2 separate regions of the Mus musculus genome follow, and region 2 is linked to region 1. The links are chromatin loops, found by intact Hi-C in ENCODE. Cell type or tissue: heart. All regions are shown on one strand.

Region 1 (4,000 bases):
AGAAATTGAGCTAGGATTACATGCTCCATTGTAAAAATAAAAATTAACTATCCAGGCACATCCACAATCTGATAATATTAGTACTGGAGAGACAGAGACAGGAGGGTTTCTTGGGCTCATCAATCAGCCAGTCTAGCTCAATAGTTCACTCCAGGTTCATGGAGAGACATAATTTATCATCCTCATCATACTTTCCAACAAGAACAGTAAGTAAATAAATACAGGTTAAAAATTTTAAAGTAAAATAGAAGCTTGCATAGATGCTTAATGGTTAGGAGGGTTTTCTACCCTTGCTGAGGATTCAAGTTCAGTGTCTAGCAAACATAATGGATGCATAGCTAACAATCAACTGTACTCTGTCTTTAGGTGATCTGATGTTTTCCTCTGGCCTCTCTAAGCACTGCACTTACATGTGCCCATACCAACTCCACAAACCATACATACATACACACAGAATAAATAAACAAAAATGTATTATAAAAATGTAAAGTACAAAGCAATTGAGGACAAAACAAACATTGACCTCTGACAACAACTCATGCTAACATAACACATGGGCACAGAGTTAGTAAGAGAGAGAGAGAGAGAGAGAGAGAGAGAGAGAGAGAGAGAGAGAGAGAGAGAGAGGCAGCTGTTGCACGTACATGTATATAAATACAAGTATAACAACCAAATAATTTAAATTCCACAATACTTACAGGAACATCTTAAAGGAAACTTCTTTGAATTGATATGGGTGGATCTCTAAATAAATACAGTCAATGTATGTGAATAGAAGAAGTCATGATTCCTCATGTAATAGAAGGACACTTACAGGAATTGGTGTTCCTTGAAGTATGCCCTAAGAATGTAGCCATGGTGCAAGTTAGGATCCTGAGCAAGACTCTGACACAGTTGGGAACAAGCATCCAGGACTTCCTTCTCAACATCCTAAAAAAAAAAGGAGCAGTGAGAAATGAAAGGATGGGACTCTTAGTAACCAGATCTTTTCTCAGGGGAAACTAATTAACGTTGTATTTGGGGGTTTGAATGATATGTCCTCCATTGGCTCAGCTATTTAGCATGTGCTCCCTAGTTTGTGGTGTTTTCATGGGATGTTATGGGGAGGTTCATCCTTGCTGGAAGATATATATTACTGGGGTGGGATTGAAGGCTTCACAGGCTTGCTTCACATCCATATTGCTCTTTGTTTCATGCTTACAGTTGAAGCTTGTTCTCTCACCTTCTCCCATGCCTTTCTGCCATGATGAACTTTTATCCCTTTGAACCCATAAGCCCATATATACTCTACATAAGTTGCCTTTCATTATGGTATTTTCATCACAGCAACAGAAATGTAACTCATACAGGTTGAGACCATCGTATTTCCACTAGGTTATCCAGCATGATGGCACATGCCTGCAATCCCAACACTAAGGAGGCTGGGGTAGGAAGACTAAGTTCCTGATTGGTCTGAGCTATAGAACACAATCTTGAATCCCAATACAAAATGAAACAAACCCAGTGATGTGTCTGTTTTCCAAGGTAGAGCTTTCAAATAGCACTGTCTATCAAAGCCCTCAGCAATGCCAGAGGGAAGGAGCTGGCATCTTACCTTTATCTTATTCTTCCCATCCTGTAGAGACTGGCCATAAGTTCCAGATTTCGGTGTTTCGTTAGAGGTTTTCATGAAAACCACGATTGCAGCGATCTCTAACCAACAAGATCAATAATGGAAACATATGAATGAAAATATTACTTTTAAAAGATTTATTAAACATATTATTCTTGTGTATGTGTATTTTTCCTACTTGTATACCTGTGCATCTCTTGTCTGCAGTAACCTCAGAAGCCAGAGAAGAATCTCAGGCCCACAGCAACTAGAGTCACACACAGTTCTAAGCTGTCATATGTGCTGGCAACAGAAGCTAGGTTCTCTGGTCTCTTAATGATTAAGCTATATTTATTTAGCCATGAAAACAGGAATTTCTATTATCTGACATTGTAACACAATATAAAAAAGAGATCTTAGTTTGGTATTTATACACTGAAAAAATATTAAAATTCCTTGAGTCTTGTTTTTATGAGAATAATTTTTTTCTTTATTATATATTTTATTTAAAATGTTATCCCCTTTTCTTGTTTCACCCCTTTAAACCCACTCCCCCAGCACCCCCTCTGCCTGCTCACCAACCCACCCACTCCTGATATCCTGTTCTGTCATTCCCCTACACTGGTATATCGAGCCTTCACAGGACCAAGGCCCTCTTCTCTCACTGATGTCCAACAAGGACAGCCTCTGCTACATATGCAGTTGGAGCAATGGTTCCCTCCATGTGTATGCTTTTTCCTGGATTAGTCCCTGGAAGCTCTGGGATTACTGTTTTTTTTTTTTTCATACCGTTGTTCCTCCTAGGGGGTTAAAAACCCCTTCAGCTCCTTGGGTACCTTCTCTAGCTCCTTCATTGGGTTTCCTGTGCTTCATCTAATGGATGATTATTAGCATACATTTCTGTATTTGCCAGGCACTGGCAGAGCCTCACAGAAGACAGCTTTATCAGGCTCCTGTCAGCAAGCTCTTTTTAGCATCTGCAATAGTGTCTGGGTTTGGTGGTTGTTTATGAAATGGATCCCAAGGTGGGGCAGTTTCTGGATGGTCATACCTTCTGTCTCTGTCCTGAAATTTGTCTCTGTAACTCCTTCCATGGGTATTTTGTTCCCCCTTCTAAGAAGGACTGAAGTGTCCACACTTGGTCTTCCTTCTTCATGAATTTCATATGGTTTGTGAATTGTATCTTGCATATTCTGAGCTTCTGGGATAATATCCACTCATCAGTGAGTGCATATCATGTGTGTGTGTGTGTGTGTGTGTGTGTGTGTGTGTGTTTGATATGGTCACCTCACTTAGAATGATATCCTTCAGATCCATCCATTTGTCTAAGAATTTAATGAGTCCATTGTTTTTAATAGCTGAATAGTACTCCATTGTGTAAATGTACCACATTTTCTGTATCCATTCCTCTGTTGAGAGACATGTAAGTTTTTTCCACCTTCTGGTTATTATAAATATGGCTGCTATGAACATAGTAGCCTCTGTAGGTCCTCACAGCCACAGGAATAGAATAGATCTAAGCACAGCTACCCAGCAGGCTGTAGAAACCCAGCTAGAGTCAGCCTGGTCCTTTCCTGAAAACACAGACCTTTTCTTCTCTCACTTATCTTGCACTCACTAATAAGTGGATATTGTCCCTGAAACTTAGATTACCCAAGATACAATTTGCAAAACTCAAGTAAATCAAGAAGGAAGACCAGTGAGTGCATGGATACTTCTTTCCTCCTTTGAAGAGCAAACAAAATACCCATGGAAGGACTTACAGAGACAAAGTTTGGAGCTGAGATGAAAGAATGGACCATCCAGAGACTGCCCTACCTGGGGATCCATCCCAAAGTCAGCCACCAAATCATATACTATTGCATAAGCCAGTAAAATTTTGCTGAAAGGACCCTGATATAGCTGTCTCTAGTGAGGCTATGCCAATGGCTGGCAAATAAAGAAGTGGATACTCACAGTCATCTATAAGATGGAACACAGGGCCCCCAGTGTAGGAGCTAGAAAATGTACCCAATAAGCTGAAGGGGTCTGCAACCCTATAGGGTGAACAACAATATGATCTATCCAGTACCCCCAGAGCTTGTGTCTCTTGCTGCATATATAGCAGAAGATGGCCCAGTCAACCATCATTGGGAAGAGAGGCCCCTTGGTCTTGCAAACTTTATATGCCCCAATACAGGGGAAGGCCTGGACCAAGAAATAAAAGAGGGTGTGTAGGGGAGCAGGGGGTGTGAAGTGTATAGGTGACTTTCGGGATAGCATTTGAAATGCAACTGAGGAAAATAGCTAATAAAAAATTGAAAAAAAAAAAACATCAGTCGCAAACTGTTCTGTTAAAATGGACACCAATCTTCACTTTACTAATTTCAATGATCAGTTTCCAAGCTGCTCATAACTGACTTATGTACG
Region 2 (4,000 bases), 95 kb before region 1:
AGATATTTGAGTTTTTTCCACCTTCTGGTTATTACAAATATGGCTGCTATGAATGTAGTGGACTCTGCAGTTCCTCACAGCCACAGGAATAAACAGATCTAAGTTCAGCTACACAGCAGGCTGTTCAAACCCAGCTAGAGTCAGCCTAGTCCTTTCCTGAAAACAACAGACCTTATCTTTCTCACTTATCTTGCACTCACTAATAAGTGGATATTGGACCTGAAACTTAGAATACCCAAGATACAATTTGCAAAACTCAAGTAAATCAAGAAGAAAAAGACTAATGCATGGATACTTCATTCTTCCTTAGAATAGCAAACAAAATACCCATGGAAGGACTTACAGAGACAAAGTTTGGAGCTGAGATGAAAGGATGGACCATCCAGAGACTGTCCTATATGGGTATCCATTCCATAGTCAGCCACCAAATCATATACTATTGCATAAGCCAGTAAGATTTTGCTGAAAGGACCCTGATATAGCTCTCTCTAGTGAGGCTATGCCAGTGCCTGGCAAATAAAGAAGTGGATGCTCACAGTCATCTATAGGATGGAACACAGGGTCCCCAATGTAGGAGCTAGAGAAAGTACCCAATAAGCTGAAGGGGTCTGCAACCCTATAGGTGGAACAACAATATGAACTAACCAGTACCCCCAGAGCTTGTGTCTCTAGCTGCATATATAGCAGAAGATGGCCTGTCAGCCATCATTGGGAAGAGAGGCCCCTTGGCTTGCAAATTTTATATGCCCCAATACAAGGAAGGCCTTGACCAAGAAATAAAGGAGGGTGTGTAGGGGAGCAGAGTGTGTGAAGTGTATAGGTGACTTTCAGGATAGCATTTGAAATGTAAGTGAGGAAAATAGCTAATAAAAAATTGAAAAAAAAACCCATCAGTTTCAAACTGTTTTGTTAAAATGGACACCAATCTTCACTTTACTAATTTCAATGATCAGTTTCTAAGCTGCTCATAACTGGCCTATATACATGTGCTATGATAAACTGCTATCTACTTTTATGGTGGTAGCATCATTTTTTGTTGTTATTGTTGTTTTGTTGTTGTTATTAGTTTTTCATGTGGTGTATCATCCAATACTGTGACTAAATAATCCACATTTGCCTTGAAATTGCAGGCATCTACCTCTTCCTGGGATCTTAGGTTTGAGCCATCAGACTTGGCTTGTTTTCTTCTTCAGGGAACATTTCTTCAGTGGCTCCAGGAGACTGAGCTCTCCTGACTGCCTACCACCCCTTAGGAAATTCCCTCACTGTCTTTGTCTTGAGCTGTTTTTTTGCTTGGACATTCCTTCTCCAAAAGCTGAGGTGTCCCTACTCCTGGCATAGTTACTCCTGGGATGATTTCACCCTCTGACAGGACTTTAAGCCACTCCCAGACCAGTAGATCTGAACTCAATTTTTCACCTGTGCAAACACCTCTGTAGCACTGGCCAGTTGTGTAAACAGGTAATCAGATTGACTGATTTGTAAATTGGGTGTGCCACCACATGCCTACATCCCAGTACACCAGAGGTGGGACAAAGGGATCCTGTGTTCACTTAGCCTAGAATACACACCAGTGAGCCTGGTTTTAAAACACAGTGCCCTTTCCCCAGAAAATACAATGATCTGGTGATAGTGATACCATTTTTAATAACCCTATAACTTGGAAAGCACAAGAGGAGCAGGATTCCAAAGTTACCTTTAGAACTCTGGACTTGTGGCACCTGTATTGGCAGCACTCAGAAGGTGGAGGCAAGGGGATCAATGCGGATTTGAGGCTAGCCAGGACTACATAGTGAGCACCAAGAAAGCCGTGGCTACACAGTGAGACCTTGCCTTAAAATAAAATAACAAATTTAAATAAAATAGAGAGAAAGAAAAAGGAAAAAATGAATTATATACTATATATCAAGATAAAGGACAACACATGCTATATGAGACACTGTCTACAAAAACCAAGTTCGCTAGGCATATGATGTTAAACCCAACACTTGTGAAGTAGGAGATCAAGGGAATCCTTGGCTACACAGAGGATTTTAGGTTACTTCAGGCTATATGATATGAAAGAAGACCGTAGCCAAGTTGTAGTTTAACAAAGAGTAAAGACTTGTACTACCAAGCATAATGTTCTGAGTTTATTCCCTGGGATTCACATGTGTGAAAGAAAGAATTGACTCCAGAGAAATAACCTCTGATTCCTTCATGTGTTGAGATGTGTGTGCGCTCACACACACACACACACTGAGAGAGAGAGAGAGAGAGAGAGAGAGAGAGAGAGAGAGAGAGAGAGAGTCCCACCACTTCCCCATTCTTCATGTTACCAAACACCTGTCACTGTACAGCACTGAGATACAGGCATCTCTGGAGTTTAAGGTCTGTAGTGTCCCCTTGCAGCTCTTGTGACATCTACAACCTTTTCTTAAGACAGCAACTACAACAGAAATGAGGACACTTGTGGGACAAGACAGACAGATTGTCATACCTTTAATCCACAAATCCTGACACTATACAGTCTCTCTCTTCCTTTTCTTTAGTTCTTGGAATGTGCCTGGCTCGTATTCCTTTTCAGCTATCATAGGAGGAAAAAGTAAATCAACTGCCTAGCAACAGGGGTAAATCCAGGGAGTCTCCAGGACAAACAGGACACTGAGCTGAATGTTACATGGGGAATCTCCTTGAGAAGATTCTTGAAGAAAATGAATCTTCACAGCTAATAAATCCGAGTCTATCAAGAAACAGGAGAAAACACCTGTTGTCCCAGATGACAAGCATCAGACTTGTGATTTCAGTTGACTGTCCCTCAATTCTTTTTTTTAAATGAGGACTTCTCTCTAGAGATCACAGCCACAGCTTTGTTTCAGTGATCACTGGAAGGGCCTGCATGACCATCTATTGTCACAAATAGAACAACACTTACATCTTATTTTAATTTTACCTTACATGACCGGGCCTCCTCATGTAGCTTTGGCTGACCTGGAACTCGAAGTGAAGATCAGGCAGGCCTCAAATTTACATAGAAACTCCGGCTTCTACCTCCTGAGTGCTGAGGAATTTCTTTCCTAAACTAGCTCTATTCAGGCTCTAACAACCACAATGGGCTTAGAACAATTATTTAAAATGTAAAGCAGGCATATTCTGCTACCCATTTCCTCACAAGTTCCAGGTCCAATTCTGAGTTCTTACACTAGTCTTAAAAGCCCCAGCAGATGTGTCCAGCCTCTCTCCCCTTGATCCCTCTGCTCCCTCTATGACTCATATGGACACATATAATAAGCTCATGGTTTTTCCATTTGCTGTTCCACTTGACTACACATCCATATGGTATCTTTCCTCATCCACTTCAGCTCTGCTCAGTTTTCATTCTTGTGTGAATCCTGCCCTAATTTGCTAAGAAGAAGCACAAGCTTACACCTGAGGCTCAATCTTCTTCCAGGCTTTATGTCACTTTTGACATGTTTGCCTACTTCTTTATATGTTTCCCCCTCCTTTATTTTCCTCCTATGATAGGTGAAAAGGTATAGGGTCCAGGCACATTCCAGGAACTATACAAAGTGAGGAGAGCTACTGTATAGGATCAGGATTTATGTATTAAAGTTCCAGAAGGATGAAGACCACTTCATGGTCAGGTGTAGCAGATGCTATGAAGTAACTGTGTGAAGGACATGCAGGTGCACAGTAGATCTCTATTCAGATGTGAAGGAGTGAAAGCCTCAGTGAGCTGCCCTGAGGGAGCATTGCAGCGACAAGATGGCCTGTGAAATGCTGCAGACTGATGTCTCAGCTGCTAGGATTTTAATAAAGACAACATAAAATACAGCAGTACACAGCTCTCCCTGAGGGCTTAGCAAAGAAGTATGTGTCCCTTCCCTTCATTGTAGAGCAGCCTCAAATCCCAATTCCTAGCCCTTCCAACTTTGGCTTTGCAGATATGAATGCACACCAAAGAGGAAGAGAGTTGCTTGCTCTGTACCAATCTACCCCTCACTCACCTACTGTAGTCTTG

What was found. Hi-C counts contacts between places; a loop is a spot of excess contacts. Peaks named below come from ENCODE experiments on the same cell type or tissue, not always from the same donor. Only the 100,000 strongest peaks of a DNase experiment are listed, where the experiment ranks them.
Region 2: a loop joins it to region 1, with 6 times the contacts of the local background. A loop is called at or near these places in 2 of 42 quality-filtered maps.

Annotation. Positions count from the first base shown.
Region 1 is chr4:121,415,857-121,419,856 of GRCm38, forward strand. Gm12886 (predicted gene 12886) reads right to left here. Exons shown (of 4, transcript NM_001144948.1): 2 at 1,595-1,692; 3 at 815-930. Among named protein-coding and RNA genes, the nearest start is that of Gm12886, 5.2 kb to the right of the region's middle. In heart, no CTCF peak of the experiment used is centred here; no DNase peak of the experiment used is centred here.
Region 2 is chr4:121,320,775-121,324,774 of GRCm38, forward strand. It overlaps Gm12888 (predicted gene 12888), which reads right to left. Exons shown (of 4, transcript NM_001033791.3): 1 at 3,987-4,000. Among named protein-coding and RNA genes, the nearest start is that of Gm12888, 2.1 kb to the right of the region's middle. In heart, no CTCF peak of the experiment used is centred here; no DNase peak of the experiment used is centred here.